Regions from separate parts of the Homo sapiens genome. Here region 2 is linked to region 1. Evidence: read pairs that join two places in POLR2A ChIA-PET (ENCODE). Cell type or tissue: PC-3. All regions are shown on one strand. Each heading gives the region's core, and the rest is flanking DNA. Links, peaks and the distances in the headings are about the cores only.

What was found. Peaks named below come from ENCODE experiments on the same cell type or tissue, not always from the same donor. Only the 100,000 strongest peaks of a DNase experiment are listed, where the experiment ranks them.
Region 2: POLR2A ChIA-PET joins it to region 1 with 11 read pairs; 2 of 35 experiments call an interaction of 5 or more read pairs at or near these places.

What each region holds. Positions count from the first base shown.
Region 1 is chr6:93,573,998-93,583,973 of GRCh38, forward strand. All of the region lies in intron 3 of LOC105377899 (a long non-coding RNA gene), which reads left to right. Among named protein-coding and RNA genes, the nearest start is that of TSG1, 130 kb to the right of the region's middle. In PC-3, for the core only: no CTCF peak of the experiment used is centred there; no DNase peak of the experiment used is centred there.
Region 2 is chr6:93,673,047-93,683,022 of GRCh38, forward strand. No RefSeq gene overlaps it. Among named protein-coding and RNA genes, the nearest start is that of TSG1, 29 kb to the right of the region's middle. In PC-3, for the core only: no CTCF peak of the experiment used is centred there; a DNase peak (open chromatin) is centred at 4,725; H3K4me3 peaks cover 1,051 bases; H3K27ac peaks cover 4,266 bases.

The sequences.
Region 1 (9,976 bases), core at 1,328-9,327:
ATTTCTGTTCCTTAGATTTCAGCTTTCATTTTCCTTTATCCTAGTTATTAAGTATAAAAATATAATTCTCACACTAATCATTTAAAATATAACAGAAAAGTTTTATTCTGTAATGTACTGATGAATTTCTATTTCATTTTATATATAACATATTTCCATGGTTTTTTTTCATATTAATTGTATTTACCTCTTATATTAAGGAAATAGAAGTTTCCACCTGCTGTTATTAGCTTCTGCTATTTTGTCAAGGTAGATTAACAAAAATAAGTCTTTTGTTCAGGATGAACTTTGACATTTTGGACTAAGTGAATGATTGCTAGATCCCAAAGCTGAACCAGGTACTGCTAAGAACACAGGAAGAATACAATTCCTACTTCTCATGACCTCTGGACTCTGAAGTATATATCCTTTAGTTCCTCAGGCTCTGTTGTAGGATTTATATGTGCACATATTGCTTCCCCACTCAGCATCATCCATGAATTATGTACAAACCTCCCATAATCCCCGTTTCTAGTTACTGGAGTAGGCGATGCAGGCCCTAAGGGACTCTACAGAGAATGCTCAGAGTCCTCCCAAGCACCTTGATGCCAACTACTTCTAGCTATGATGCCATTTCCTTTATGTGCAGTTTCTCATGTGTTTCTCATCTGTTTTGAGGGTTATATGTACTAGAAGTATTTTAAAGTGCAATTTCACCAGACATTGTATTAAATGCTTTTCTAAAGTGCATGTATTCCATCTACCATATCCTTTCATCTTCTATTCTTGTCTATAATAAAATGTAGACCCTCCCTGCTGCCAGATGCTTCTTCTAGATCCCTCTCATTAGGCAAAAAGAAGTATGCAGTTCTCCACAGCTGCGGCAGTATCCCCACCCCAGCCCCCATTCTACTTTCCAAACTCTTGTATTTACACCATCTCCCTGTGAGGAGAAGCCCACTAATATATTCTCTGTCTCAGCTGCACACAACTTCCTGGAACAGCTCCCAATAAAAAGCCTAAAGCTTCCTCCCTACAATCACACAAGTTTAAGTCTTTTCCCACCACAGGCAGACCAGGTCACATATCTTATACTCTAAAGAAGCATTCTTCCTTTCTGCAATTCATAGTTAACAATATGGTGATTCTGGCTAAAAGAAATATGATCACTACCCTCATCCTATAAGAAGCCCACAATTCCTTATAAAAATATCACCCACTATTTCTTCAAATGGAATGTTATAAAAAACTTAAAATTGCAAGTATGGGGGATGGGGGAGATACAAATCTTGGGGAGTTTGTATAAAATAATGCATGAAAAGGGGAATATTATCTGGAATGCCAGTCACATAAGCAAAGAGAAGAAAATTGATTTAAAGGAATAACATGAACACTGAGTCCAGAAAAAATGCTGTATTTACAAAATTCTAAATATCTTTGTGAAGAACAAATCTTCTGTTAGTAATGTACATGTTTTTAAATAGCTGAGTATTTGATATTTGCTGGATATTTGATATTGGGTGGGTATATGTGAACAGATACATTTATAGTTATCCCTAGACTTTTTAAGTGTTTACCAAAAATAAACATAATAAAATCAGGTTTTAAAATGGGAGATGAGAAATACTAGCCAAATTCAATACTACCACATCTCAGTACAGATTCCTTTTATCCCTTGAGGATCTGTGAAATCTGACACTGCTCTGTAGGCAAGCTAAAGCAGTGTCCAGAATACCATCCAACATTAGAGGACACACAGATTTAGTTTCAACAACCTTGACAGATGTGCACATCTCTATTATAGAACTAGGACACATATATAAGTAGATGCCCTTGCCCTCGGTTACTTCTGTTTTATAAATGCAAATACCAATTTAATTAAATCATAGACTCGAATGGGCTTTCCAGAGTACAGAAATGAACCTCCACTGAAAGTGTCTTGATTTGAAAACATTCAGAGGAAAACACATCTATTTAGTTTAAGAAGTATTTAGAAGGTCATGTTGTCAGAGAAATCAGTGACCTGCTGCAAGTCTTTTTCTAATTTTAAGCTGTGATGGATTATCCATGCACAAGCAGCGTGCACTTATAAACCAAAGCACAGATAGGTTTGATATGATACAGTGGTTTTAAACTGTGCTTTAATTTGCAGCTATTTGAACTACTTCCATTTTTTACAGATATTGAAAATTGGAAATGAGTCAAGCAGTAGCATGTTCCAACATATTGCTCCAAGAAGCAGCACATCAATTCACCATGTACAGTGAGAGTCTAAAAATTAATAACTAAGTAAAAGATACTTAGCTTTAAAAAATCACATAATAGGAGACTAGAACAGGCTTTTATTAAAATCTGGCTGTTGCAGGGAAAAGTGCTAAACAGATGGAGTACGGAAGTCCTGGCAGTGACAATTGCTAACTCTGCAACATTGGTCAAATCCATATCTTCTTTAAGCCTCAATTGCCACTTTTATTAGATGGGGAAAAAAACCAGCCACTTGTATGCATGACTAATGTCAGAATCAAATGAGATAACATATTTAAAAAATTGAAAGCTCTGCAATGTTTAGTTTTATTATTTTTCTGACCATACCATTGGCCACAGTAATCTAGTTTTATTAAAATAATTATTTGTATACTGCTTTTCATGTCTATTTTTCAAAGATTTATTTTGCTCCGTTCATTTATTCACTTACCATCAAGCACTGAATTTGCCATGTATTTGTCACCTGTGATTTCCTTCCTCGTTGATCTAATATCTGGTAAAAGAGATTGACATAAATAAGTGTAAAAAATATTATAAATAAAATAAAGGCATATATAGTAGATGTGTTTGTGGCATGAGAGAATAATCAACTAACTCTTTCTGAAGGAGTGAAGAATTACTTCATATAGAGTGTGATAGTTAATATTGTGTCAATTGGGATGCGCCATGGGGTTCCGAGGTAGTTGGTCAAACATTATTCTGGGTGTTTCTGTGAGGGTGTTTTCATATTAGACTAACCTTTAAATCAGTGGGCATGAGTAAAGCAGATTGCTCTGCGTGTTGTGGGTGAGCCCCATCCAGTCAGTTGAAGGCCTTAATAGAACAAAAAGACTGACTTCCCAGGATTAAGAGAGACTCCTTCAGCTGACTGTCTTTGGATTTCATCATCTGTAACACTGACTCTTCCTACTTAATGGCTTTCAAACTGGAATATTGGCTCTCCTTCAGTCTCCCATACCACCAGGCTACCCTGTAGATTTTGAATTCATAGCCTCTATAATCACATGAGCCAATTCTCATTAAATATCTCTTCCCTCTGTCTGTCTCCTATTGGTTCTGTTTCTCTGGAGAACACTGACGATTACAGATAATGTTCCACTTATGCTAAATATTAAATATAGGTGAGAATTCGAGATGTGGATGATGAAGTAAAGGACCTCATAAGTAGAGAAAGCAGAATGTGAGGAATTATATTTGGGCTGTACAGAAACTAAAAAATCAGCCTAGGTTATCAAGATTGGAGGTTCCTATGGAGTGCAGAGGCAAGAGATGAGTTTGGGTGTGAGATCATGAAAGTGACTTGTATGCCACCAAAATGCATGTGGATTTTAACCTATAGGAAATGAAAAGCCATTTGAAGGATTTAAACAAAGAAATAAGATGATTAAATTTGCATTTTAAAGGATTACTATAGCTGCAGTGTCATATGGATTAGAGAGGGTCAAGGCTGCTGGCAGAGAGATTATTGAACTAGCATAAGCCAGGATAATGAGGTCCTGCACTAATTCAGTAGTGGTGGAAATGGAAACCAGATGGATATAAAAGATACAAAAGAGATAGAATCAACAAAATTCAATAAGTCATTTAGCATGGGGATAAAGAGGGGCTAGATAAGTTAAGCAGGATGCCTAGTATTCACTGTTGGGGAATTGGATGAAGCTGATATTGTAATACAGATAAAGGCAGTTTGTGAAAAATGAGAATTGGTTATAATTTGAGCATGTTATATATGTGACACATGTGGTAGCACCAGAAAAAGGTGCCTAACAGGAAATCACATATATGAATCAAGAGAAAGAAAGACAGGGCTAGAATTGTAAAGGTAGAGATTTGGGACACTAGATATAAAACTTATGGATATTGATAAGATGATTCAGGAAAACTGTGAAAAGTGAAAAAGGAAGGTGACTGAGAAAGTAGGCTAAGTCTCACGAAAAATGAATCCCCAGTTTACTGGTTAGGGACATTTATGGAGTTAGGATCAGGGTAAAAGGCCCTTCATAAGATGGGCCTTGGAAAATAACAGACATTTAAATTCAAACACAAGTTATGATTTGTGTTTAAATTAAGTATCTGTTATGTAAACATGCAGTTGGATCTTACTTTGCACGTCATCGCCTATCTTTTAACCTTATTTAAATTATCTCTACAAAGTCAGTGTTTTAGTGAGATGCAAACACTTTAGAAATCTTGGACAATGATAAACGGCATTGATTTAAAATTGATGCTCTTAAGTCTACCTGATATTTTAAGAAAGAATTATAGAAGGCAACCTATAGTTACACTTTTTCTCAGAGTGTGTTTCCTCATCTGGAAAATAAAACAACTTCTAAAACAAATCAGTGTTAAATAGATTGATCTTTAAGGTCATTTCTTGCAATAATGGTCCATGGCCCTGTGGTTAATGTCTTCCTAATGTTATGTTCTTAAGTAAGTGGCTCCTCAGTGCTGAATTACTTTATATTTTCTCATTTTTTTGTTTCAGTAGCTTTACAGGTGCAGGTAGTTTTTGGTTACACGAATGAATTGTATAGTGGTGAAGTCTGGGATTTTAGTGTACCTAGTGTGCCTGTCACCTGAATAGTATACATTGTACTCAATAGGCAGTTTTTCATTCTTTACTCCACTTCCACCCTCCCGCTTCTGAGTGCTCAATGCTCTTTGTATCACTCTGTGTGCCTTTGTGTACCCATAGCTTAGATCCCACTTATAAATTAGAGCATATAGTATTTGGCTTTCTGTTACTGAGTTATTTCACTTAGAATAATGGCCTCCAGTTCCATCTGAGTTGCTGCTAAAGACATTATATCATTATTTTTTTATGGATGAGTAGTATTTCATTATATATATATTATATATATATATACACACACACACACACACACACAAACACACACACACATATACACTACATTTTCTTTATCTACTCAATGGCTGATGGGCACTTAGTTGATTCCATATCTTTGCAATTGTGAATTATGCTGCAATAAACATATGTATACAGGTTTTGTAAATATAGTGACTTATTTTCCTTTGGTTGGATATTCAGTAGTGGGATTGCTGGGTTGAATGGTAGATCTACTTTTAGTTCTTTAAGAAATCTTCATATTGTTTTCCATAGAGGCTGTATTAATTTACATTACTCCCAGCAATGTATAAGCATTCCCTCTTCACCACATCTGTGCCTATACTAATTGCTTTTGGACTTTTTAGTAATGGCTGTTCTTTCTAGGGTAAGATGGTATCTCACTCTGGTTTTAATTAGTGATTCATTATTTTATTGTATGGGAGGAACAATTTGGACATTTTAGGCAGAATCAATAACCTTCTGGTTTTAAAAACAAAGATCTTACAACATCCTATATTAATCCTCATTGGTGACCAAGAAGATCTTCCTGACACAGCTTGTAGAACTATAAGGCAAGATTTGACAAACTATGACCCACTGCTCAAATCTGACTCATGGCTTGAATTGACATGTCACAGGAGCTATGAATAATTTTGACATTTTTGAAAGGTGAAAGTAGTCTAATAGATGGAGGGAGAAGAAGAGAAGAAGAGGGAAAAGAAGTGGGAGGAGAAGCAGCAGTGGCAGAGGCCATATGTGGCCAATAAAGCTAAAACTAAATTCTATCTATCTATCATCAGCCTGCCTATAGAGAAAATAATTGCTGACCTCTGCACAGAGTATATTCATAAACAATGTCCAACTATGAGAACGATTGCATTAACATAACCATCAAAAAGCAAACAAAAATCCACCACTGCCAAAAAGGTCCCTATTTTTAAAATTTGAGATAAATTACTAGCCATTTGTATCTGTTTGCATGTGCCCAAAATGTCTTCTTTAGTTGTACACACAGTCTTTTGGAGAGCCCTGTTTTTCATCTCCAGCAGAAGGCAAAACTATTCCAGATATACTTAATCAGTTACCTCTAGTTGGTGCAAGTAATAAATGCCCCTGTTAGTTACAAGTCTATCACTGGCTTGTGAAACAGTCCTAACTCCTAGCTTTTCTCTCCGCTATAAAAACACAATGCTGATTTGTTATTAACCAAATAACTAGTACAAAATTCTAGGACAACCAACATATCAACCAAATCTTAGAAAAGAAACACGCTTGATACTTTTAATAGTTTCTGAAAATTTAAAGAAAAATCAATTGCTATTCTTATGGATAGGAAGACAAAGCTTCTTTGAAATGGTAGCCTGTGGGTTTTGTTTTGTTTGGTTTTTAACAGCTGTTTGTTTTTTCTTTTAATAGTTCCCCACCAACTTGCACATAACTCTGCTTTTCTTCATTTACTCCTTGGAAAAATTCCTCACCCAAACCTCTCACCTGCTCCCTTTGTTTCCTCCCTCCTGAGAAACGGGTGGGAATACCAGCAACTGCAATAAAATGCACAGACACATATGCACACACACACACCCACACCCACCACATGCACATTCCTCCTGCTCCGGTTCCTCTGTTTGCTTCCCAGCTGATCCAAGATATCTACTTATTGGTTTGTTTTCTTCTCTATCATAAAGACTGTGTATTCTACTCTTCTGAGCACTAAGTATTTCTATGAAAGATTTAAAAAAAATATTTCTTAGATTTTCAAACAGAATAAGGTGTTTATTCTTATTGAGAAAACACATTTAAGGATTTGTAAAAGAACAAAGCATATGGAAATGTCACTCTAGCAAATGGTCATATTCATTCAAAGAAAAACAACACACCAATGTCCAAAGACATGAGATGTCTCACTGAATTGAGCAAACTACAATTAAAAATCTAGCATTGCTGGATTCCAAAACGATCATATTTGGATCCATAAAATGAAGTATTTTCCTATTTCCCTGATTTCTAATTATTTAAAATTTAAGGAAAATCAGATTAGCAGTACTCTTACGCATACTCATAATTTTTCTATTAAAGTTTACCTTATCATTTAAAGATAGCCAGGACCTAGGGAGACATACTCATGCTACAATACAGAGTACACAGAGAATATGAGGAAGGGATAATTTTATTTTTCTTAGCCTAATAGGCTACTAACCCAATTTGTTGATACAAGTTTGTAAGGTATACACAGGCCACTTGAACAAAGAAAATGAAATTAATCACTAAAACATCAGTCAGGAGAAATGACCTTGAGTTAATGTTCCTTTTGAAAAAAAAAAAATTCAAACTTCTGGAGAATCATAAGAAGCTCCGGGGTGTAGGCACTGTTGTGCTTTTCTGAACCCCCAGTGAAGCCTGTGAATGTTACTCAATTCCACTATGGTGAGGTGGATTGTCTTACTGTTTCTACAGCTGCCAGGGTATTAAATTCTGACTGCATCCAATGCTGTGATCATCGTTCTGTGTCTAACCACACACCAGTCAAGTGTTGGATCTAGTGCTGGCAAAGGACCTTTCCTTCCTGGAGGCTGTTGGGCTCCGATAAGTACAAGTTTTCTTGTTCTCCAATTATCTGTCTGTCAGCCATGAGAGCTCCTCACCCACCACTGCTAACCTTCGTGGCTTGTTGTATAGATTCTGTATGATTTCCAATTAGGAACAATGTTTTAGAAGGGATATTAATCCTGCCATTTTAAAAGTCAAATCTTTGCTTAACAGAAAGGAGCGACACTTTCTTCTCTCTTTCTCTCTCTTTTTTTTTTTTTTTTTAGAGACAGAGTCTGGCTCTGTCACCCAGGCTGGAGTGCAGTGGCATGATCTCAGCTCACTGGAACCTCTGCCTCCTGGGTTTGAGCAATTCTCTGCCTCAGCCTCCCTCTTTTTTCTTTTAAGTGGGCGGTGGCAGGCACCACTACCTTCAAACTTTAAATAGGTATTAACCAATAGAAGACAGAGAAAATGAAGATAAACGGCTTGCACCTGTTCTTTACCATGCACTTCTCTTCACCATAATTTCAGCTATTGCCACTTGAGAATACCAGATTTTACCATTTACTTTGCATTGCCATGGAAAGGCAAACATATAGCAATGATTTACAAGAAATAATACCATAGATAATACCATATATATTTTTAAATGCCATTCATTTATTATTCAATCATTTTATATTTTTTAAAACTTGCCAAAATGTGTGCTAAATCATTATGGAAGTTTCTGTGTAGTGTTGCTAAGGAGGTGCCACTTATGTGTATATAAAATTGCTTATTAGTTTTTTAACATTTTATAAAATATTTTGAAAGAAACTTATTTTCTATTGTGTGTAAATTAACCTCATTCAAAATACTAATAATAATATTCCAAAAATAAAACATACACATAATCTTTATATAAATGTATATACACATTTTACAGACTATCCCATTTTTCACAAAAATGTATCTTCACTAATTCTTATTTTCCAAGAACAATGGGAATTTGATGTGAGTTCTTGTAAGTTATACAAATGTTTTATATGTTTCCTCAGTAATAACTATTTGTGTAGATTTTGAAAGTACAAATAAGAAAAATATTTATGAGGAATGCATTTTGAAACAGGAAACACACAAGAATGAAGAGAACAATCACTCGTGAATGTCCACCTATCATCATTCCTTTACAGTTCCAAAATCTTCCTAAGGAATAAAACCTGCCAGGTAAAACTTTCAGCTTCCAATAATAAGTCGCAAATACAGAAAGATGAACTCTATAAAAATAATTTAAAATAATATCAGAGTTAACATAAAACTGTTTTAAATATAAATTATGCCAAATTTTCTAGCAAAAAAATAATTAGTATAACACTTGGAAATAAGACCAAGATTCACATTGCCATTAGATTTTATATTGCAATTAGTGGCATGTAATTTGTGTAAATTGATGCCATGATGCTGTTTATGGTAATTTCCCTTATTTTTCACAAAATTTAAATCTGTAACACAAATTTAAATAGACTGGTTCTTTCTTAAAAAATGAAGTAAGGGTCAGGAGAGGTGGCTCACTCCTGCAATCCCAGCACTTTGAGAGGCCGAAGTGGGCAGATCATGATGTCAGGAGTTCGAGACCAGCCTGGCCAACATGGTGAAACCCATCTCTACTAAAAATACAAAAATTAGCCAGGCATGGAGGCAGGCACCTGTAATCCCAGCTACTCGGGAGGCTGAGGCAGGAGAATTGCTAGACCTGGGAGGCAGAGGTTACAGTGAGCCGAGATCGTGCCACTGGACTCCAGCCTGGGCGACAGAGCGAGACTCTGTCTCAGAAAAATAAAGAAAGAATAAAATAAAATAAACGAAGTAAGTAAACATATGGTGATGCTTGCTGAAAAGCACGTGAATGATTCTTGATGTCAGTAGTAGCCAGAATCCATAACTCTGTAGATTGTAGCTTTACTCACATTTATATATAATTAAAACTTTCTCTTGTTTTCAAGTATATGTTTAAAGAACAAAGAGAGGATTATCAATAAATTATACACAATTGAATTTCAAATGTCTGATAAAAGATAGCACCTGGCCATTTGGATTTTCCTTATAGGCAATTAGAAATAACAACAATAAACCTATTAACATTTTTCAGTACTTATGGTACGCCAGGCAATGTGTTAAGAGCATTATGCAAATTGCCTGTTTTAATTCACACAACAGTATAGGAGCAATATTAGTATCAATTGTATTTTACATAAAAATAAAATTAGGGCTTAGAGAAGTAAAGAAATTTCCCTAAGGACATATAGCTATTCTGTGATGGTCTTTCTCATACTAACATCCATTCTTCTAACCATAACTTAAATAAAGTTGGAAATA
Region 2 (9,976 bases), core at 784-8,783, 99 kb after region 1:
TATGTATATATGACTTAGATTTTATAATTTATATATTATATTGGAAATAATAGGAACAAAATTTGAACTAATTTAAATAGGATAAACATCGTTTTCTTTTGTTCTGAAGTGAAAATATAGATCAGACCCTTTTCTTCAGTTCACTGTGGTTGCTTCAAATGGCTTGAAGCTACTGAGTTAACAAAGTTAGACTTTCCTCAATTTTTTAATATATTAAAATAAAAGTCTCCTCCACTAAAACATTCACTAGAATTATCAAATCTTCACCAGCGAAGTTTAGTCATTAGATAGATGGATGGGTTTCTACTCCTCCTATCATTTTTAATTGTCATGGAATTACATTTATCCTCCCTAAACCAGTACAATGTATGCTTTTCTTGGTTCAGTTGAAAGGGATGCATCCAAGGAAAGATAAGTTATTCCTTTATCACCAAAACATTTATTAAATGTCTATATTTTTAGGGGGCAGTGCTGAGTGTTATAAATGGGAATTAATTAGGCTAAATTCCTGCCTGTATCTCTATTACAACAGAAGATAGACAACAACGATGCAGGAATTTTAAGGCCATTCATTCAACATGCGGGATGCGTTCAACATGGGGATGCAAACAGATAAGTTTTTACCATGAACATTTGCATCCTTGAGCACAGTATATTAGTGTACTGGGTGAAAAGGGTGATGCACACCATGTGATTAATTGCCACCCACCAAACATGGTAAGAAAGATCGCGGCCAAAATCCTATGACTTGACAGAGTGCTGTCCAAATGAAAGCATGATAAGAAGGGGTAGGCACAGTGGTTTTTTTTTTTAATCATCCATATCCAATCTCAGAAATTACTAACAGAAAGGGATTTCCAGCTTGCATCTGCTTTACACATTTTAAAAATCCTTTATCTGCTGTGGGGAAAAATGTTAAATAGGGAATAAAGTAGTTATTGACAAACATCACAGAGAAGCACACGAGAGTAGTGGATACTTCTCATACTCATAGAGATTTAAGCACATGCTTAGAGAATTATACACATTTTATATATTACATATACTCATCACACCAACATACTATTTACTTTACCTATACTCCCCATCTCTACATGGGAAGATCTTATTAATCTTACCACATCTCTATCTCAAACTCATTCCCTCTTCATCTTTTTCAGGACAATCAAATTAACATAAGTTGTGAATCATTTTGGTCTGGATAATTACAATAACCTCCTAGCCATTTTTTTTTGATTTCCCGTTATTGTATTTCATACAGTATTGCTTCTGAGCAAGAAACTCACTTCAAAACAAAAGAAGTGCAAGAATGGGCTCATGCTCATGGATTTCACTGATTTCACCATGTTCCCCACCAATCTGAAGCAGCTGGCTTGATAGAATGATGGAATGTTCTTTTGAAGACTGAATTACAGCACCAGCTAGGTAATAATACCTTTCAGGGCTGGAGCAAGATTCTCCAGAAGGCTCTGAATCAGTGTCATTATGTGGTACTCTTTCTCTGATAGCCAGGATATATAGGTCTAGGAGTCAAAGAGTGGAAATGGGAGTGGCATCACTTACAATTACCTTTGGTGACCCACTAGCAAAATTTTTGGTTCCTGTTTCTGCAGCTTTAATTTCTGTCAGCCTAGAGGTCTTAGTTCCACAGAAACAAATGCTTCTACCAGGAGACACAACAATGATTTCATTGTGTTGGATGTTAAGACTGCCACCTGGCCATTTTGGGTTCCTCATGCCTTTGAGTCAACAGGCAAGAAGAAAGATGTGGTGTTGGCTGGGATTATTAATCCTGATGACGAAGGGGAAATTGAACTAATCCTCCTCAATAAAGGTAAGGAAGAGTATGTCTGAAATCCAGAAGATTCCTTAGTGTGTCTCCTAGTATTAACATACCCTATAATTAAAGTCAATGGAAAACTATGACAATCCAATTCTGGCAGAACTGCAAATGGCCCAGACCTTTCAGGAATGAAGGGTTAAGTCACCCTATCAGGTAAAGAACCATCAACAGGTAAAGAACCAAAGTATATATATTTTTCTCCTTGTAGGGTAGAAAAAAAGACACCCCTTTGAACATGATTTTCTTTGAACATTCATTAAGTATCAGTATATTACAAGCCAAAAAATTCCTTAGCCTTTATTTATTTCATTTGGCATCTAACCTCATTGTGACATAAATTATGGTTTGACAGAAGATCCAACCAAGTTATTGTACGTTTTAGATAGGTATTTTAGGATAATGGTTCATAAAATAATCATTGGTATCAACTACTCTGAGCTGAGCATTTAAAAATTCTTGGTACAAAAGTTCTAAGTGATCATATCCATTCTGCACCTTAGGGGAAGTAATCACAAATTATATTTTGACAATGTATATGTTAGTCAGTATTTTTATTTTCCTGCTATTCAGAAGACTGAATATTCATAGAAATAAATATTTGTGATTATTAGAACCAAATGTAAAATGAACCAATGTTGTTTCTACATTTTTATGTTGAAAATAAACCAGATTTAATTTTCACCCTACGTGAGGTAGGAAAGAAGACACAAATCAATTTTTCGTTCTGAAATGAGACAAAGAGATTCTGGCATTTGTTAGGACTGTCTAAAAGGGAAAAAAAACCTAGATATTTGCTTTAATGGGATAATACTGTGTTTTCATATGTACCACAAAGCTATTTCCATAGCTTTCAGTGGGGGCATATTGTTTTAATTGTTTCTATAGTGACTGCTATGGTTTTGTCTTGGTTCATTCACATTAAGTTGCCAAATCCCTATTTGTGTACATGCACTTGCACTTATAAATATATGCCTGGGATCTGTTAGTGACCTTCCACTGACCAACTCAGCACAAATATCTCTTATCTGAACATTTAGAGCAAAGTTTGGTAAACAGGGCAAAATTCTGGAGGGAAGACATAAATCAAAACTAAAGTAATAAGTTCAAAGACTTGAACTCTTGCTATATATTGTTTTTCAATCTTGGGAGTCATTGAAATGATTACAGAGACCCAAACTATTTGAAATGCATGTCTAAAATCTAACCAGGATGCAACCACATTTGAGTAAAAGGCTATTAAAATGATGAAATCATTACATTGTATCCAAGGATAAAAGACATTGTAAATATTTAGTCTTTCACAGTCACAAACCACTTAAATGAATGAATATAGTCTATTCAATGGTTTATGGTTCCAATAGCCGCCAGGAAATATCAAATTCACATGCTGTCCCAGAACACAAGATTTAGCTTTTGGATTTTTAATTTAGCTAAAAGATGTGTAAAAGCACACAATCATTCAGATCTCTATTGGCTCCACATCTATGTAAAATTATATACAAACAATGTTTAAGCTAGCATTGGCAATCACATTGGCTAACTAACGAATGTAATTAATTGTATTTTTTTAATTTTAATTTTAATTTTTTTTTTTTTTTTAGGGAGAAACAGAAATAATGAAGGATGAAAATTTGGAGAGGCACTGTTTTTAGTAATAGTCTTACATATGAGGTAAGGCTTAAAGTTGCCAAAATGGAATCTGGAAATAAAAATCCATCAGCCTTATGTCTAAAGTAAATCATAATTGTTCTGAAAATGATTAACGCTGGGTGACAGCCAATGCTCCTTTGATAAAATAGTACTTAGTCTGATTCTACAATTGAGTAGACAGGAAATGGCTCACCTTTTGGTAATGAATTAACTCTTTCATACAGGGCTATAGTAATTCCAAAACATAGGTTACAAAAATGGCTCAGATGCCAGGAAATTAAACAGAGTTTCCCAGGATAGCAGACAATTGTTTGTTTGTTTTTTCTATTTCAGTCTCACATTCCTCTAAGTTTTGCTTTTTCTTCTTATGAGCATATTTGGCAAACCATGTACCTATTGTTCAAGGAGCTTCCTACAATTTCTTTGCTGATTTGACTGCATCAGAGTAGAAGTTAGTAAATAACAACATGACAGTACTATTCAGTGACTTTTTACTTTGCAAATTACACAAAATATTTTTAATAACTTTGTAATAAGGTGGGATCCAGGCAGATCAAATTCTCATAATTTGTCAAAGGTAGCCATTAAAATTGTAATAGTTTATTGGAATTTCTTGATTCCTGGAGTGCAAAAAACTATTAAGCTGAGTCTCTGTCATCATATAGTGTATTTAAATGCTTCTTTTAGACAATTCTTTGCATTCCACACCACACTTCCTGTATGCAATATTGCCAAGCTCAGGCTCTTTCTTCCCATGGGCATAACTTAAATGCATCTAGAAAATGATTTGAACTGTAGAGTGCATATCATTTTAAACTGGAGAGAAGAATAAAGCCTTGGAGACAGCACAGTATGTGGTTGTAGTAGTCCAAGGTAAAAATGACCTAAGTGTCAACGAGGGATTTGAATGCTAGACTAGCGTGGTTATTAATGGACAAATACTCTTTCCTCAACGAAGGAACTGCTTCTATTCCTTGTGGTTATGGGAATAGGAAATGGAAAGAGACAACACTTTACTGGCAGACACATTACTGACCCTGCAGAGGCAGCAAGAAAAATGAGCAGAGAAAGCTTCAGAGAAGAGAGTCCTGCCAAGCAGAATAATTGCTGCAAGAAGTACAGGATTCCTTGGACATGGTGGTGACTGGGTTGGATAACCACCTATCAGAGTAGAATGGATCAACCAAAGGGTTGTTGAATCAAATCATCCTAGAATGTTGAAATCACTGGGAAAGAAGCAAAGGCATCCTGATTCCTGTCATTTCTGAGTCATGGGTATTTGAGGGAGCCAACCTCTCACTGCACTTGGGATACACATTGACAGCGATTTGCTAGCCATAAATCTGGCATGATCTTGAATTCAAATATTCATTCTGTAATCAGAAAATGTCTTGATGTTTTGCTTTCATAAGTATGGCTATGAAAATAATATATTAATAAAATGCAGTTTTTAGACCAGTATAATTCTTCAAGACAGTGCCTAAAATAAATAAAATGGTTAGGAGGTTTTTAAATTACAGATTTTAGCAAATATATTTAAGTTAGAAAAAAACAAATATTAAACGTATGTTTTTAGATTTAATATTTAGTTTATTTCTCATCTCAACTTTGCTTACTTATAACAGTAACCAAATTTTATGAAAAAAACATATTTGGAACTAGGTTCAATACAATCTAATGCATAAAAGACATGAAGGAGAAATAAATAGTGGAAGAACATAAATAAAAATAATTAAATAAGAAAGCAAGCCATGCTATTGCAGGCTAAATAATACCTAGAGATGGTCCCCCCTTAAAAAAGGATACTTTGTTTTTCCTCCTCTCTCTTTCATTATGATATAGGGAATCTAGAGCATAGTTTACTCTGGAAACAAAGACAAAATTAAAGGAGTCAGACAGAGGGAAAACCAGTACTCACCTCTGCTACTTTGAACTTGAGAGATAAGTGGAAAGTTTCTGAAAAAAGATGACTTTTATAGAACTGTGTTTTTGAGGTGCTTAAAATTCTTTCACTAGTGATGCATTCTTCCACTTGTGATATATTATTAAATTCTAGAACAGAAATTTATCAAGGCTTTTTGGGTCCTCAAGAAACAATTTATATAAATGAAACTGCCCCTGGAAGGATCATAACATAATCAGCAGACACTTGGCCAGTTTTCTTTATAATAATGTTAGAAAATCTTTGCTTGCTGGTAAGAAAAAATAAGATAGTCTTCTAAGAAGCTGTGACTAAAGGAAATTAGGTACCTGAATTGGGAAGAAATGAAAATAGAAAGGTATCAGAGATGGGCTTTCCCTGGATCTATGCCTTTTCTGCAGTTTGCTTCACTCTACGTACAAAGGGGTCCAGCTCTAGCTGTTCTTCCCTAATGATATTATTGGCAGTCAGCTGAATGTCTGCACAGAGAATGTCACAGTCACGGCAGGATTTTTTCTGTATTGAAAAAGCAGAAACCAACTTCTTGGCACTCCATCAGAAGAGATGTGATTTCCTAACTAAAGCAGAATGCTCAATCAGAACAGTTTTTGGAACTTTTCCCTCTGCCATGGAACCTGGTGAATGGTTTGTGTTTTTCCAAAATTACTTGAAATTTAGCTGCTAGGAGGCTGTGCCGACCGTTCCAATTTTTCTTTCAATTTTGCATTTTATTGGATGCTTCCCTCAAGTCTTCCAGCATAGTTCAGTCATTAGTCAGAGCTGGAAGATTTATTATTTACTTTGACAGTCACCAGCCTATTTTGTCAAACCATACACATTACTGCTCCATTTGACAGGTGTTACTCTTAAAATCCTTCAGTTTATTTTCCCCCTTTGTGTGAGGCTTCTATGTCTACTGTCTTGTTTACTTTCCCAAAGGAAGCACAATATGTTTTCTGGTTGATAAAAGCTTGGTTTTGTTGCTACTTTTCAGTGACAGATTAAGCAGCCATTGGTCAAAAACTTTTTTCTTGATTTAATCTAAATTTTGGTGACGTGCTTACACTAGGAACCATTAGGAAATAAAATAAAACAAAAGAAAGAATAGTGAATTCAGTGTAAGTAGAGGCAGAAAAACATTGCCATTTTACCTGCAATGTACATATTGCAGGGTATATCAAAGTTAGAATTTCTTTACTCTAAAAGAGCTCTAAGGTTAATGTATATTACAAACTGTCATATAAGAAAATACAGGGAGCTATGATGACATAGAAGAGAGCACTACCCAGATTAGAAAAGTCAGGTAGGTCTTCCTGGAGAAGATGACAGCTAAATTGATTTGTAAAGATAAATAGTAATGCAGAGAAAAGGAGATGACAGGATGGGCATTCTATGTGGATGCCAATATAGGAAGGATGGTGAATTTGATTTGAATATATTGCTTATAACATATCACGAAAACATTTGTAGATATATATATGTATATTTTTTTCTGATGTTTGTGACTCATCTCTGTTACCCATTTAGTTATCTAACTTCCTTTTCTGCTTGAATGTTATCTCTTCAGGAAGCCTTCTCTGACCACCCAATGTAAATACTTCTTTACCACTTCCTTGGTAGCTCTTCATCTTTAAGCCTTGCTTCATGTTTTTCTTTTCTTTCCTTTTTTTTATTTTGTTTGTTTGTTTTTTTTTTTTTTTGAGATGGACTCTTGCTCTGTCACCAGGCTGGAGTGGTGCAGTGGTGCGATCTCGGTTCACTGTGACCTCCACTTCCCAGGGTCAAGCAATTCTCCTGCCTCAGCCTCCCGAGTAGCTGGGATTACAGGCACGTGCCACCATGCCCAGCTAATTTTTCTATTTTTAGTAGAGATGGGGTTTCACCATGTTGGTCAGGCTGGTCTCGATCTCGTGACCTCGTGATCCACCTGCCTCGGCCTCTCAAAGTGCTGGGATTACAGGCATGAGCCACCGTGCCTGGCCCTTTTCTTTTCTTTTCTTTTCTTTTCTTTTCTTTTCTTTTCTTTTCTTTTCTTCTTTTCTTTTCTTTTCTTTTCTTTCTTTCCTTTTGAGACAGAGTCTTGCTCTGTGGCCAGGCTGGTGTGCAGTGGCATGATCTTGGCTCACTTTAACCTCCTACGTCTCCCAGGTTCGAGCGATTCTCCTGCCTCAGCCTCCCAAGTAGCTGGGACTACAGGCACATGCCACCACGCCCAGCTAATTTTTGTAGTTTTATTAGAGACGTGGTTTCACCACGTTGGCCAGGATGGTCTTGATCTCTTGATCTCGTGATCCGCCGCCTCGGCCTCCCAAGTGCTGGGATTACAAGCGTGAGCCACTGTCCCCAGCCTGCTTTATGTTTCTTATGGGAATGTTTCATTGTCTGTCAGGAAGGAAAACAAATATTTAATAAATTAATTGTTGTTAGTCCCCTTCTGTTTCTTAGCTATACTGTGCAACACACTACTTTAATACTTAGTGGCTTAAAATGCAACCAGCTTATTAGTCATGATTCTGTTTTCCAAGAATGAGAGCAAGGCTTGTCAGGGATGGCTCGTCTGTGCTCTGTGATCTTGGCTGCATTCACTCATTCAGGTGATAGTTGGGGTAGAGGATCAAAGGTGACCTTACTCACATGTCAGGAACCATGGTGCTGGGCTGCTGCTGGGGTCCTTTTATTCACATGGCCACTTTCTCCAAGTGGATAGCCTAGACTTCTTTTCTAGAAGCCTTAGGATAGCAAAAGAATGAAATAATCAGCGGCTATGTCTCTTAAAGTCTAGGCCCTGAACAAGGACAATTTCACTTCCACCACATGGTTAAATCAAATCTAAAGTCAATCCAGATTGAAGGAGAAGATAAATAAATTCCGTTTTTTTTTTTAACATGAGGAGTAGCATGTACCTACAGGCAAGGGAGGGATTGTTACAGCCATTTTTGCTAGCTATTCCCCATACTCTCTAGAATTCAAACTGCTCAAGGACATAATCTAGTTGTTTGGAATCAAGAATATAGTTGCTCATTTATTGACTTTTCATCGTGTCCACATTGAAGGACAATTAAGTACCATATTCACATCTCCAGTCCTGATTTATTTTTTACTGTGACAGGTTCTTGCTCTGTCTCTCAGGCTGGAGTGCAGTGGCACAATCCTGACTCACTGCAACTTCAACCTCCTAGGCTCAAGCCATCCTTCACCACAACCTCCCAAGAAGCTGGGAAGCTGAGAGAGAATACAGGCGTGTGCCACCATACTTGGCTAATTTAAATTCTTTTTCTTTTTTTCTTTTCTTTTCTTTTCTTTTTTTTTTCTTTTTTTCTTTTTTTTTTTTTTTTGAGAGACAGGGTCTCACTGTGTTGCCTAGGCTGGTCTCAAATTCTTGGGTTCAAGTGATTCTCCCACCTTGGTCTCTCAAAGTACTGGAACTACATGCATGAGCCACCGTGGTTGGCCCTCAATATATTTTTAAATTGGAATTTTAAAAAATGGTCTCTGTTTATTGGACATTTATATTTATATGCCCTAGCATTGCTTCAGAAACAATAACAATAAATTCATCTTTCCTCCTATTTTATTTTTTTCTCCCAATTTTTCTACTCTGTAAATGGTATTCTTTAAGACTTATATCATCACCAAGGATTTAAAATGTGAAGTTACTTTTCTCTCTCTCTCTCTCTGTCTCTCTCTGTCTCTTGTTTTTGCAATCAGATGGACCCAAAATCATATTTGAAAATTGGTTCTACTATGTACTGACAATGTGGAATTGAGCAAATCACTTAACCTTTCTGATCCTGTTTATTCTTCATTTAAAATTGATATGATATCCTCATCTCAGGGTTGTTTCAGAAATTAGTTAAAAGAAAACTTTGTAGACAGCCTGAATAAGATATTAAGCACTCACTAAATGTAAATTTCCAACTTTAGAAAGTTTTTTCTAGTGATTATATTATCCATGTGCTATTATTAACATTTTATGTATATACTATGTTTTTACAACAAAAGAGTAAACTCCTTGAAGACAATGACTCCAGAATTCTTAGGGTAGGGTCCTACATACTTAGAATTTGGAGCATGATAAGCTCTGTCAAATGAGTCACACTAACATCAATTAAAAAGCATGAACACCATTTTGTGGGGGAGAGTAAACATAAACTCACTGCTTTGTTGAAAATTAGGCAATGTATATTGTCATTTTTATCGTTGTTAGTTTGCATTCTACATTATGCTGTGTTCTCTATAAAGCAAATTCTGTTTTAAAAGAAAAGTCTGTAAGGAAATAAGAGGCCTGGTGTAAAGGGAACTACTGATTTTGACAGTCAGAGGGGAGTTTTTAAGACCTACTACCAGATGTTGGAGTGATTTTGGTAATCACATCCCTTTTAGTTTTGCATGAAGATCTTTATACCTCCTTTTTAAAAGTTCAATAATATTGCAGCAATACATTTTTTAAGCAAATATATTTTAGAGACCAAATGTTTTTTTTTCTCTCTGAAATATGATTATTTCAATTACTAGTAGCAACAATTAATCACTGACTGATTCATCAGCCTGCAGCTGGGATT